Linked DNA regions of Homo sapiens: all the other regions are linked to region 2. Evidence: chromatin contacts called from ENCODE Hi-C data. All regions are on one chromosome and are shown on one strand. The core of a region is the stretch at or near the end of the contact, and the rest is flanking DNA. Distances in the headings are between cores, read along the strand shown.

Region 1 (4,218 bases), core at 1,585-4,084, 1.2 Mb after region 2:
GAACATGGTGAAACCCCCGTCTCTACTAAAAATACAAAAAAATTTGCGGGGCGTGGTGGTGGGCGCCTGTAGTCCCAGCTACTCGGGAGGCTGAGGCAGGAGAATGGCGTGAATCCGGGAGGTGGAGCTTGCAGGGAGGTGGAGCTTGCAGTGAGCTGAGATCGCGCCACTGCACTCCAGCCTGGGCGACAGAGTGAGACTCCTTCTCAAAAAAAAAAAAAAAAAAAAAAGAAAGAAAAAGAAAAGTTCTGGATAAAGAACAATGTCAATTAAAAAAGGGGTCCCATCAGTAGAGGCTGAAATCATGACTGAAACTAGCTTAAAGCCCAAAGCAAAACAAAAACCCGAAAGAAGGCCAGGCATGGTGGCTCGCACTATCCCAGCATTTTGGGAGGCTGAGGCAGGTAGATCACCAGAGGTCAGGAGTTTGAGACCAGCCTGGCCAACATGGTGTACTAAAAAATACAAAAATTAGCCAGCTGGAGCGCAGTGGCGCAATCATAGCTCACTTCAGCCTTGACCTTCTGGACTCCAGTGATCCTCCCACCTCGGCCTCCTGAGTAGCTGTCCCAGCTGTCCCACTTACTCAGTGCCCCTCCGGACCCAGCAATTCTTTTTTTTTTTTTTTTTGCAGAGATGGCAGCATGTCTCAAACTCCTGGCCTCAGGCAAACCTCATGTGTCAGCCTCCCAAAGTGCTGGAATTACAGGCACGAGCCACCATGCCTGGCCTAGATTCATTTTTTTAGATGCAGAGAATCTGGGCTTTGGATTTAATGACTTACCAAATAAAGGCTGTCTTTTTTTTTTTTAAAACAAATCAGCAAAACAGGGGCTCTTGGCTAGTTTGCATGAGGCATCCAGGGATGGAGAGATGTGTATTTAAGCTAAAAAAAGAAAAAGTGAAACTCACAGCAGTCTGAGTTTTTATTCAGAAAAGGAAAAAAGAAAGCAACTGAGAGCGAAATAGTTTCCTGGAATGCTGTTTTTTTTTTTTTTTTTTTTTTTTTTTTTTTTTGAGATGGAGTCTCACTCTGTCGCCCAGGCAACAGAGTGCAATGGTGCGATCTCAGCTCATCGCAACCTTCGTCTCCCGGGTTCAAGTGATTCTCCTGCCTCAGCCTTCCCAGCAGCTGGGATTAAAGGCCCCTGCCACCATGCCTGGCTAATTTTTGTATTTTTAGTGGAGATGGGGTTTCGCCATGTTGGCCAGGCTGGTCTCGAACCCCTGACCTCAGGTGATCCACCCACCTTGGCCTCTCAAAGTGCTGGGAGTACAGGCATGAGCCACCGCATCCGACCTTGAAATGCACTTTCTTTGAAACACGTCCTCCCCTTTCTCACCATAAACTCCCTCACACTCTGCAGGTTTACCTAACTGTATGCATCTAATTATGTGATTACCTAAAAGTTCCAGGAACAGGCTGGGCACGGTGGCTCACGCCTGTAATCTCAGCACTTTGGGAGGCCGAGGCGGGCAGATCACCTGAAGTCAGGAGTTTGAGACCAGCCTGACCAACATGGAGAAACCCCATCTCTATTAAAAATACAAAATTAGCCAGGTGTGGTGGCGTGTGCCTGTAATCCCAGCTACTCGGGAGGCTGAGGCAGGAGAATCACTTGAATCTGGGAGGTGGAGGTTGCGGTGAGCTGAGATCGTGCTGCTGCACTCCAGCCTCGGTGACAAGAGCGAGACTGTCTCGAAAAAAAAGAAAAAAGAAAGAACGTTTTAGAGCTAATCTGGAGACAGGCCAAGCACGGAGACCCACCTGCAAAATCCCAGAGATTTCCTCAAGGTGGTCTGCAACCCGGCCCTTATTAGGATGAGGCCAGCCTGCGCTTTTAAGCCACCAAAATTCATGAACACACAGAGCTTATAATCAGCACCTCCCCTGCACACCCACCATTCCCAGTTCCCCTTTTTTAGCCCCTCACCCCAGCCTCAAGTTTGAAGGGGTTTCTGGAGGCCTAAACCAGCTGCCTCCCTGCTGCGAACTCTGAAAGGAAGTCACCTTCCTTTCACTGCACTTTTTCCTCCTTACTGGTTTGTCAAGACTCTGGCATCGGAGCCTGAGCTGGTTACAGCCAGGCACTGTCAAGCTGTTGGGGGAGGGGATGACAAATTCCCTCCCGTTGAGAACCACTTGGTTAAACCTGTCCAACTGGAAGGAGTAACAAATTGCTCATAAAATATGCATGTTTTGGTGAAACCCCTTCTCTACTAAAAGTACAAAAACTAGCCAGAAATCGCTTGAACCCAGGAGGTGGAGGTTGCAGTGAGCCTAGCACTGCACTCCAGCCTGGGTGACAGACTGAGGCTACGTCTCAAAAAAAAAAAAAAAAATGTGCTTGTTTGGCCCAGGAGAGGCAAGAGGTCTTCTTCACCTACGTTACTGGTGAGAAAACTCAAACCTGAGGGCGGCCCACGCCGGAGTGCAGTAACAGGCAGAACTGGAACCTGGCCCCATCCCGGACTCAGGGGACGGGTGTCATATACCCCCTCTGCCTCATCCTTCCCACTCTGCTAACCTTCCAAAGATCCCCCGGGTTCCGAGTTTTCCCTGGCCGCTTGATGGGATTCGAACCTGCAAACTCAGCGCTCGCCCAGCGCAGCGGCCCCGCCTCTCCTCCCCTCCCGCCGCCCGGAGGTCATGTGAGCGCAGTGCCGGAGCGGGGCGGGGCGAGGCGGCGGCGCGCAGTGCCTACTAGCAATTGTAGTCCTTGCCCCACCTTGGCCTGGCGAAGATCCCGCCCCTGGAACTACGCTCCCGTCGTGCTCCGCGGCTCCAGGCGGAGACGAGGCGGGGTGAGGTGGGTTGGGCCGGGCCGGTTGCTAAGACTTGGCGAAGCGCTGCGCTCGCGCCCGGATCCCTCAGGTAAGCGCGCGGCCCCGAGGTCTCGGGTTCTCCAGGCTCAGACTTCCCCAGAGGGGGAGTAGGGGCTGACATGGGGGGTCTCGGCGGTGAGGGGCGCCGGCCGTTTGTGGGGAGAAAACGGGGGGCCCAGGCCAGCCTCGCGCGCGTCTCGGGCGGGCCGGTGGGCGACGCGGGGAGGCGGCGCGAATGCGCGTGCGCGCGCGCGCGCGGCGCTGGCCTGGGGGAAGCCTCAGGACCGCGCTCCCCCGGGCCTAGCGCCTTTCTGCGCGTGTGCGCCCTTATGGTCGGTGCGGGAGACCCCGTATCCTCCAGCTGCTTCCGGTGGCCCTTCCTCAGGTCATGTCCCGCAGTCCCCTGCCTCTGAACCGCGCTCTCGCGAGTTTCCGTAGCCTTCGCGTCCTTCCTCCCCAGCTCTGATTCGCCTTTATGTGGAGATTCCCCTAGGCCTTGGTACATCCCCAGAATTGACCATCGTTCCTCATCGTTACCTAGAGTATGAGTTTTTCAGGTTTTTGTATCACAGGCCCCCAGTTATCTCCCACACACTACCCCGAGGACCGAGGTTCCCCGCTGTCTTGCAGAGAAGGCCTCCTTGTAGGGTGGCCAGAAACAGAGGATCGACTCCGTGGAAACAAGGACGGCTGGGTGCAGTTCCTCACCCTATAACCCCAGCACTTTGGGAGGCCAAGGCGAGTGGATCACCTGAGGTCCGGAGTTCGAGACCAGCCTGTCTAACATGGTGAAACTCCATCTCTGCCAAAAATACAAAAATTAGCTGGGCGTGGTGTCACGCGCCTGTAAAACCAGCTACTGGGGAGGCCAAGGCAGGAGAATCGCTTGGACTTGGGAGGTGGAGGTTGCAGTGAGCCAAGATGGCACCATTGTACTCCAGGCTGAGCAAGCTAGCAAGACTCACTCTCCAAAAAAAAGAAAAAAAGATTTTTTTTTAATAAGCCAGGCATGGTGACACATGTCTGTGGTCCCAGCTACTTGGGAGGCTGAGGCAGGAGGATTGCTTGAGCCCCGGAGGTTGAGGCTGCAGTGAACTGTGATGGCACTACTGCATTCCAGCCTGGGCAACAGAGCGAGACCCTGTCTCTAAATAAATAAATAAAATACATACGTGTAGCGCCGGCCGTGGTGGCTCACGCCTGTAATCCTAGCACTTTGGGAGGCCAAGGCGGGTGGATCACGAGATCAGGAGATCAAGACCATCCTGGCTAACACGGTGAAACCCTGTCTCTACTAAAAATAAAAAAAAGCCAGGCATGGTGGTGGACGCCTGTGGTCCCGGCTACTCCCAAAGGAGGCTGAGGCAGGAAAATGGTGTGAACTCAGGAGGC
Region 2 (4,545 bases), core at 1,425-3,924:
CCTGTGACCCCAAATGTCCACACCAGGGACCTTCACTGCAGACTCCAGGGTCTGCGGTGGGGTTACAGCTGCATGTTTAACAAGCATTTGCCTCGGGACCCTGTTTTGAGAGGATGCCTCCCACATCAGACTAGGGGCTCTTGGTTGGCGAGTGGCACAGAACGAATGAATAAGATTCTCCGCACTGGAGGATGATGGTTTTTTTTTTTTTTTTTTTTTTTTTTCCTGAGATGGAGCCTCGCTCTGTCACCCAGGCTGGAGTGCAGTGGTGCGATTTTGGCTCACTGCAACTTCGGCCTCCGAGGTTCAGGTGATTCTCTTTCCTCGGCCTCCCCAGGGGCTGGGACTGCAGGCGCGCGCCACCACACCTGGCTAATTTTTATGTTTTTGGTAGAGACAGGGTTTCACCACATTGGCCAGGCTGGTCTCAAACTCCTGACCTCAAGTGATCTGCCAGCCTTGGCCTCCCAAAGTGCTGGGATTACAGGCGTGAGCCACCATGCCTGGCCTGTTGGGGCACATCTTGAAGGAGGTGGGCATTAGAGCTGGGGTGTTGGGGGATGTCTAGGAGTTTGCCAGATGGGGCCGGTATGGGAGAGTGGATCAGGAGAGAACATGGCTTGAGGTTAGGTCCTGGTGGGTGGGGTCAGGCAGAGGAGCCAAGGGGAGGCTGAAGCTGAGGGCTGCAGACCCGAAGGCCAGGCTGAGGAACTCTGCTGGCCTCTGAGATGTGATTAATCCCAGATCAGCCTGGCTGGGTGGTCCTGAACTCACTGCCACATACCCCTGCTCCCTCCAGACCCCCCTCTGGCTTCTGGGAGAAGGACAGTCTTCAAAAAGTGCCTGGCCTGGGCATGAGACGGCCCAGGACCCCCCACCCCCAACCTCATCTGGCCCTGGGGACGGAACTCAGGCCCCCTTCCGTTCTCGCTCGCATAAAAGCCACCCTGGCCGAGCATTTCCAGATGTGCCTGTGAGCCGCTGTGCCGGGGCCGCCCAGGTGCGGCCCACATGCCCTGCAAGGGCTGCGTGGCGGGCGCTGGCCATCCCCTAAGGAGTGCCGCACTGCCTTGGAAGTGGGGCTCCCTCGTCAGCCCCACTTTACACACAGAGAAACTGAGGCTGGCACATAAACTCAACAGCTGTGTTCAGAGGCCCTACCAGACCCCCAGATAACAGAAAGGGGGTTGGTCATCTGGGTCCTGGCTGCAGCTTTCAAACTGAGGTGCTTGGGCCCCTGCACTCATAGCTGCGACCCGGCCTCAGTTTCCCCATCTGTAAAATGATGACTTGGGAAGATGCGATAAGCCTAGGAGGCGATGAGCATTCACATTGAAAGCGGGGGCGGGGACCCCAGAGAGAGCTTCCCTAGCAGGACCTCAATATCCCTGTCTGAGCAGCGGGGCTGCGGGGCAGCTCCTGGTTCAGAGGCCTAGGGCTGTGGGGGGCCCCCTCCCCTGGAATCGCTCCCCAGGCCAGGAGGGCCGTCCAGCGCCCCGCCCTCCCCGACGCCTCCTGGGGGAAGGTCCTGGCAGCCCCAGACTCGCGCCTGGCAAGGGCGGAACACCCCAGGCTGACGCAGCTGGGGCCCCTCCGGCCTTCCCAGAAGAGCGCGTGCATCGGGAGCAGACGTCAGCCAGCTGCAAGGAGGAGCGGCCCGGGGCTGCGTAGCTCCGCTGGACCCCGATTCCGGGCAGAGACCCCCCCCCGCCCCGGCCCGCGCGCACCGAGCCCAGCCCCCGCCCCCCAGCGCAGGCGCAGCGCGGACCTCGGCCCCACCGGTCCCGCGCCCGGACCCTGAGCCCTGCCCCTGGGAACCCGAGGGCCCCGACTCCGACTGACCCTGACCTGGGACGGCGCCCCCGCCTCCGCCCTGCAGAAGGGGCGCAGGGAGGGGCCCCGAGGCCTTCGCGCGGCCCCACGCCCGGGACCCTCCCGCGCCCGGCCCCACGCGCGTGTCCTCTGTCCGCAGATTCGTGCGACGGCGTGGAGTGCGGCCCGGGCAAGGCGTGCCGCATGCTGGGGGGCCGCCCGCGCTGCGAGTGCGCGCCCGACTGCTCGGGGCTCCCGGCGCGGCTGCAGGTCTGCGGCTCAGACGGCGCCACCTACCGCGACGAGTGCGAGCTGCGCGCCGCGCGCTGCCGCGGCCACCCGGACCTGAGCGTCATGTACCGGGGCCGCTGCCGCAGTACGTGGGGGCGTGGTCTGTGGAGGGGCGGGGCGGGACCTACCGGACCTGCGCGTCATGTATCGAGGCTGCTGCCGCAGTAGGCGGGGGCGGGGCCTGGGGCGGGACCACCCGGACCTGAGCGTGACGTATCGGGGCTGCTACCGCAATGCGTGAGGGCCAGGCCTGCGGGGGCGGGGCCTGCTGGAGGGGCGGGGCCTGCTGGAGGGGCGGGGCCGCTGCCGCAGTGCGTAGGGGCGGGGCCTCCAGCCCAGGACAGGTCACATGGGTGGCGGTGGGGCCTGAGTAAGGGCGTCTTTATACTTCCGAGGGAGTATCACGGGGTAGGGTCTTTTGTAGGGTTGGGATTTGGAAAATAGTGGGCCTCTGGGGGCTCACACTGGGCAAGAGGTATGTGGCATGGTCAGAGCGGGAGCGTGACTCAGAGAGGGGCTTGTGGGTGTAACCAGAGGGGCATGATGGAACCAGGGGGGTGAGACTGGGTCATGTAAGGGGCGGGGCTCTTGGCTGGGGCGTGGTTCCTGGGTGGAGATGGGCGGGGATTTGTGGGTGGAGTTTGGGTGGGCGGCCCCGCAGTCGCGGAGGGGCGGGGCTTTGGGTAGCATAAGGGGCAGGAGCTCACGAAAGAGGTGTGGCTCCTGGGTACAATGGGAAGGGCAGGGCTTGTGGGTGGAGCCTGAGGGGTGGAATGGAGAGGGGGGCTCACGGGGGGCGGGGGGGTGCTTGTGTCTCCTACCAGAGGGTTTTCGCATCTTGGGGGTTAAGGGTGGGTCTTGGGGCCAAGAGCCCTGCGGGGTTCTCAGCGAGATGTCCCCTGAACTTCCCCTGGCACCCGGCCTGCAGAGTCCTGTGAGCACGTGGTGTGCCCGCGGCCACAGTCGTGCGTCGTGGACCAGACGGGCAGCGCCCACTGCGTGGTGTGTCGAGCGGCGCCCTGCCCTGTGCCCTCCAGCCCCGGCCAGGAGCTTTGCGGCAACAACAACGTCACCTACATCTCCTCGTGCCACATGCGCCAGGCCACCTGCTTCCTGGGCCGCTCCATCGGCGTGCGCCACGCGGGCAGCTGCGCAGGTGCAGACGCAGGGCGGGGGCACAGGCCTGTCCTGGGGGCCGGAGAACCCCCTGCCCTGCGCCCTCAATGCTCTTATCGACCCTTGCAGGCACCCCTGAGGAGCCGCCAGGTGGTGAGTCTGCAGAAGAGGAAGAGAACTTCGTGTGAGCCTGCAGGACAGGCCTGGGCCTGGTGCCCGAGGCCCCCCATCATCCCCTGTTATTTATTGCCACAGCAGAGTCTAATTTATATGCCACGGACACTCCTTAGAGCCCGGATTCGGACCACTTGGGGATCCCAGAACCTCCCTGACGATATCCTGGAAGGACTGAGGAAGGGAGGCCTGGGGGCCGGCTGGTGGGTGGGATAGACCTGCGTTCCGGACACTGAGCGCCTGATTTAGGGCCCTTCTCTAGGATGCCCCAGCCCCTACCCTAAGACCTATTGCCGGGGAGGATTCCACACTTCCGCTCCTTTGGGGATAAACCTATTAATTATTGCTACTATCAAGAGGGCTGGGCATTCTCTGCTGGTAATTCCTGAAGAGGCATGACTGCTTTTCTCAGCCCCAAGCCTCTAGTCTGGGTGTGTACGGAGGGTCTAGCCTGGGTGTGTACGGAGGGTCTAGCCTGGGTGAGTACGGAGGGTCTAGCCTGGGTGAGTACGGAGGGTCTAGCCTGGGTGAGTACGGAGGGTCTAGCCTGGGTGTGTATGGAGGATCTAGCCTGGGTGAGTATGGAGGGTCTAGCCTGGGTGAGTATGGAGGGTCTAGCCTGGGTGTGTATGGAGGGTCTAGCCTGGGTGAGTATGGAGGGTCTAGCCTGGGTGTGTATGGAGGGTCTAGCCTGGGTGAGTATGGAGGGTCTAGCCTGGGTGTGTACGGAGGGTCTAGTCTGAGTGCGTGTGGGGACCTCAGAACACTGTGACCTTAGCCCAGCAAGCCAGGCCCTTCATGAAGGCCAAGAAGGCTGCCACCATTCCCTGCCAGCCCAAGAACTCCAGCTTCCCCACTGCCTCTGTGTGCCCCTTTGCGTCCTGTGAAGGCCATTGAGAAATGCCCAGTGTGCCCCCTGGGAAAGGGCACGGCCTGTGCTCCTGACACGGGCTGTGCTTGGCCACAGAACCACCCAGCGTCTCCCCTGCTGCTGTCCACGTCAGTTCATGAGGCAACGTCGCGTGGTCTCAGACGTGGAGCAGCCAGCGGCAGCTCAGAGCAGGGCACTGTGTCCGGCGGAGCCAAGTCCACTCTGGGGGAGCTCTGGCGGGGACCACGGGCCACTGCTCACCCACTGGCCCCGAGGGGGGT
Region 3 (4,149 bases), core at 1,650-4,149, 1.4 Mb after region 2:
ACATATGTACGTTTCCACAGAGCAAATGGCCCAGCGCAGGGACTGCCGGCCCTTTACGAGGGGCCGGGCCTTTGAAGCTGGGGAACCGAGGCCCGGTCAGGTTCCTTGTACCACTGAGCTCTCACTCAGCTTCACCCGTCTGGGTGAACCCAGGCGGGAGGGGCCCACAGAGGTGGCGGGGGTCCCAGTCCCAGTGAGGATGCTGGCTGCTCTGGGCCAAGTCACTGCCCCTCTCTGGGCCCCAGACAACCTGAGTGGGGCTCTAACAAGAGGGTCGTTCAGCAGAAGTGAGACTCCAGTGGAGCCCGTGGGAGACCCAAGGCCAGGAGATGGGTGGAGGCCAGAGGGCAGAGTCTGGGAGGGGCCGTGAGCCAAGCTGCCCTCCTGCCTCCCCACCCACCCTGGCTCGGGCAGATAGCTACCAGGAGGCTGCTGGGGGAGGAGGGAAGGAAGGGGGGGGCTCCAACTAGCCCCCATGGGAGTCAGCATTCCCATAAGGCTCCTGTCCAGAGGCCCCTGGTGGCCCTGGGGCAGCCACCACAAGGCAGGTGACCAGGGTCTAAGGCCAGACTGGAGTTCACCTGCTGTCTGACCTTGGCCTAGTGACCTCACCCTGGGGTCTGTCAGCGGTGAGACGGGAGGCAGCTGCCCCCAACTCGTGGGAGCTCACGAGAGTGAAATGACCTAAGGGGCCACAGAGCCCAGCGTGAGCTCCTGGCCCTGTCTGGCCACCGTTCCCCTGTGCCAGCCACAGCCTCCAACTCAGCAAAGCTACAGATGGACGGCCGCAGCCACCACAGCGGAGGGGCCAGGCACCACGAGACTCCGCGGCCTCCTCGCCCGTGTACAGGGGAGCCCCAGGCACACGCGCCTGCAGTCTCAGAGCCTCACTTTCCCATCTGCGAACGGAAAGAAACCCAAGGCACCCACAGACGTGCCTCCCTGCTGGGCTGCTGCCTGCTGGAGGCAAGGAGAGTATTTCAGGAGAGGTGGCCCCAATCCAGGGAGCAGCCGTGCATGGTGGGGGCTGTGGGGGGAGATTCCTAGAGCAACCGGTCCCGGCCACCTGGAGGAACACCTCACAGCCAGGACTGCCTGCCAGGCCCTCCTCCACCAAGACGCCCACCTTCCCAGCTCCCAGCCAGGCTGCCCTGGCCATGCACAGAGGCCGGCCCACAATCCTGGGCAGTGTGGGCGGTCCTGGTCCCACTGTTCTAGGTCTGGCTGTGGGACTCGAGTCAGCAGGCCTTGGCAGGAGGTGGCTGGAACCATCTAGAAAGTTCAAGTGTGCTTTAGCTGCCTGGCTGGCCCCATGCACTGACTCTGTATCAGCTCATGCCTGGCCCTAGGAGGGAGAAGACCACTGTCAGGTCCTCCTCTTTCCCGCCCAGCCCCTGACACTCTGATGGTGCCAGGCCTGCTGCCCTAGGGGAAAACTGGGCAGGGGTGGCAGGGGTGGAGTGCTGCCCTGGGGCACTGGCTGGACAGACCTGGGAATTCTTCCCAGTCTCTCTTTGCTCCTCCCACCCTGGAGCACCGCGTTGTGTGTACACACAAGACAGAGACACACACACACACAAACACACACACATACACTCACACTCTCTCTTCCTCTCTCCAGTCCTGCCTTCCCTACCGGGCAACAGGTCCCTGCCCAAGGAAGCCCAGTGAAGCGATTACATAACCCCGGCCTGAGGGGTGGGGCGGGCCGGCTGACATCACTGCGTCCCCTGGGCCAGGTCCTGCGGGGCCCCTGCCCAGCACCTGCCCTCCCCTTCCCCCCCAAGATTTGCTCATCTGAAACCAGCACTCAACAGCAGTCACCACCCGGGCTGCGCAGAAACTTCCCGCTCCGACAGGAAACAGCACTTGGGCCTGGGGTGTCTGCGAAGTGCAGGGCTGAGGGGACATCCCATCCCCTCCCCCACGGCACAGGCCCCCTGGGGGTGGGTGCACCTGACCAGCCCGGCCTGGGGATTCTGAAAGAAAGTCCCCAGAAGCCACATGGAGGTGGGAATGGGACTGTGGCCCGCTGACCCGTCCCCACCAGGGCACAACCAGCTGGAGCTTGCAGGGGACACCCCCCATAAGCCACATGCAGCGACTGGGACAGGACTGCAGCCTGCTGACCCCCCAGAACATACCCGGCGGGGGCTTGCAGGGGACACACAGCCTGGTGCCCTGACCCGGAGGGGGCTCCTGCTCCCAGCCTCACTTGGGGGTCCTGGAGGAAGGACCCGGCGGCCATGGCTGGAGAGAGGACTGTGGCCTGCTGAACCCCCATCCTCGCACACCGACCCCGCTTCAGCGCACGGCCGGCCCGGGCAGCCCCGGGTGTAGGGCGGGGGCCAGGCACGAGCCCCGGGAGCCGATCTTAGGGGCGGGCCCCGCGCCCCCCACGCCGGCCATTCCGGTGGTCCAGCCCGGAGCGCCCCCAAACCGACCCCGGGCCTCACCTTGAACGAACGGTGGAAACCCTGAAGTTCGGCTGGTTTCTTCTGCACCATCTTCTGTCCGGGCCCCGCCAGCGGGGGAGGGGACCGAGGGCCCGGGGGGAGGCCCGAGGGCGGGCGGCCGGGCGGGGGGCGGCCGAGGAGGGGACCCTGCGGGCGGGAGCAGACAAAGGGAGGGCGGTGAGCGGAGCCCGGCCTGCCAGGAGCGCGGACCGGGCGGGGGCGGCGAGGGCTCCGCGGGGCCCGTTTCCCGCTACCGGGTCGGTGTCCTCGGGGCCGCCCTGGGGTTCGCACTCACCGGGGTCGGGCTTGGGCCGGGGCCGCAGTGCCGCCGCCGCCCCACGTCGCGCAGCCCGGACCCCGCTCCGCGGACCGCGCGGGGAACAGCGCCGCCGCCGCCGCCAGCGCGGACCCCTCTACCTGGGCCACCGCCGCTGAGAGGAGCCGGGCGCGTCGCCGCCGCCGCCACCTTTATAGGCCCGGACCTGCTCTGGCCCCGCCCCCGACGCAGGCTCCGCCCGGCCTCACCCCCTGCGCACGACGTGGGCGGAGCCAGAAGAGGGCGCTCTCCGGGAACCCAGTGCGGCTGCGCGCTCCGGCGGTGGGGCGTGTCCGAAACGGCTAGCGCACGCCTGCGCAGTGCGGCGCACGGGGGTCTCGGTGCGGAACCTAGGCAGCGACCCTGCGGCGCGCCCGGAGCTGGCCTGTTTTTGCCGCCTGAGGCTCGCGGGGCCCGTGGGACCTGCGAGGCCCTGGGCCGTGTCCTACCGCCTGGCCCCACACAGGGCAACTCCCTTGGCCTGTCAACCCAGGCCTAGTATACCCCGACTCCCTTGGTTCATGCCCTCGCTCTAGAACCTGCCATGGCTCCCTCTTGCAGTTCTCCAGTGCTGGCTCCAGCAGTCCCCCTCGTGCACCACCAGCACGCTTGGAGTCCCAGCCACTCCCTTCTAGTGCTGGGGGACCAGCCACCGCCACCTACTTTCTTCTTCCCCTGGGCCACCCTGCCTGGGGAGCACTGAGCTCCCCGAGTTTGCTTTGTGGTTGGCAGGAACCAGAGTAGAGGGTGGGGACCGAGGTCTGTGAAGGACCCTTCCTCTGTCCTCGAATAGCATTTCAGGGAGAACTGGGACCTGAGACCCACTGGGAAAGAGCCCAAGGGGTGGATGGTCGCCAGGACAGGAAGTAAAACACAGTCCCATTTTGGCTGGGGCCCCAAACCAGGCTTAGATAGAATCAGCCTGTCCTGAGCTGCCAGTCCCCCATCCCACAGCATCCTGGTTCAAAGTGCTCCCCAGGCCCCGGGCCTGGGGCACACAAGGAGTGGGGGTTCCCCTGCTGGGTGGACTGTGGTCTCCTCTTCTGCAGGGGTTTCCAGAAGCTTCGCACAGCCCATCCCACCATCCCCCAACCAGGCCCTGAGCTCAAGAGGGGCTGGAGCCCCACTGACCTGAAGCTGGAGGGCCCCTGCCTGCAAGGCCACAGCTCTCAGGCCACAGGGGCTGGGAGGCCTGGCCTCAGCCACCCCCGGGGCATTGGGGGGAAGCCTGTGGGGAATTCCCAGCCAGAACCCAGCCCAGCACCTGGCATTGCCCTGACTCTTGGCAATGGGGGGACAGAAAACCAGGTCCCCCAGCCCCCCTTATTGTGCATGTGGGTGCGTGTGTGTGCGTGTGAACACATACACGCACAAACA

The links. A loop is a pair of places that touch in the nucleus more often than their neighbours do. Pooled maps may share reads with other maps.
Region 1: a loop to region 2 is called in a pooled map, with 16 times the contacts of the local background. The contact joins the promoter of SCAMP4 here to the enhancer-like site in region 2. A Hi-C loop is called at or near these places in 6 of 50 pooled maps.
Region 3: a pooled map shows a loop between it and region 2 (5-fold over the local background). The contact joins the promoter of MKNK2 here to the enhancer-like site in region 2. A Hi-C loop is called at or near these places in 4 of 50 pooled maps.

Annotation. Positions count from the first base shown.
Region 1 is chr19:1,902,565-1,906,782 of GRCh38, forward strand. SCAMP4 (secretory carrier membrane protein 4) reads left to right here and starts at 2,835. Exons shown (of 7, transcript NM_079834.4): 1 at 2,835-2,875. It overlaps ADAT3 (adenosine deaminase tRNA specific 3), which reads left to right and starts at 2,835. Exons shown (of 2, transcript NM_138422.4): 1 at 2,835-2,875. RefSeq lists enhancers at 1,829-1,888, 2,169-2,228, 3,249-3,338 and silencers at 2,559-2,888, 2,939-3,088.
Region 2 is chr19:678,302-682,846 of GRCh38, forward strand. It overlaps FSTL3 (follistatin like 3), which reads left to right. Exons shown (of 5, transcript NM_005860.3): 3 at 1,973-2,188; 4 at 3,032-3,259; 5 at 3,349-4,545. The coding sequence ends at 3,407. Among named protein-coding and RNA genes, the nearest start is that of FSTL3, 4.2 kb to the left of the region's middle. RefSeq lists enhancers at 445-947, 2,632-3,181, 3,182-3,730 and silencers at 1,402-1,711, 1,742-2,521, 2,712-2,811. Within about 2 kb of position 2,675, at least 41 of the 41 ENCODE cell types and tissues checked have a DNase peak (open chromatin) inside an H3K27ac peak, as active enhancers do.
Region 3 is chr19:2,048,345-2,052,493 of GRCh38, forward strand. MKNK2 (MAPK interacting serine/threonine kinase 2) reads right to left here and starts at 2,900. Exons shown (of 14, transcript NM_199054.3): 1 at 2,752-2,900; 2 at 2,457-2,603. The coding sequence starts at 2,507. RefSeq lists enhancers at 1-494, 1,152-1,808, 1,985-2,044 and silencers at 1,615-1,804, 2,535-3,074.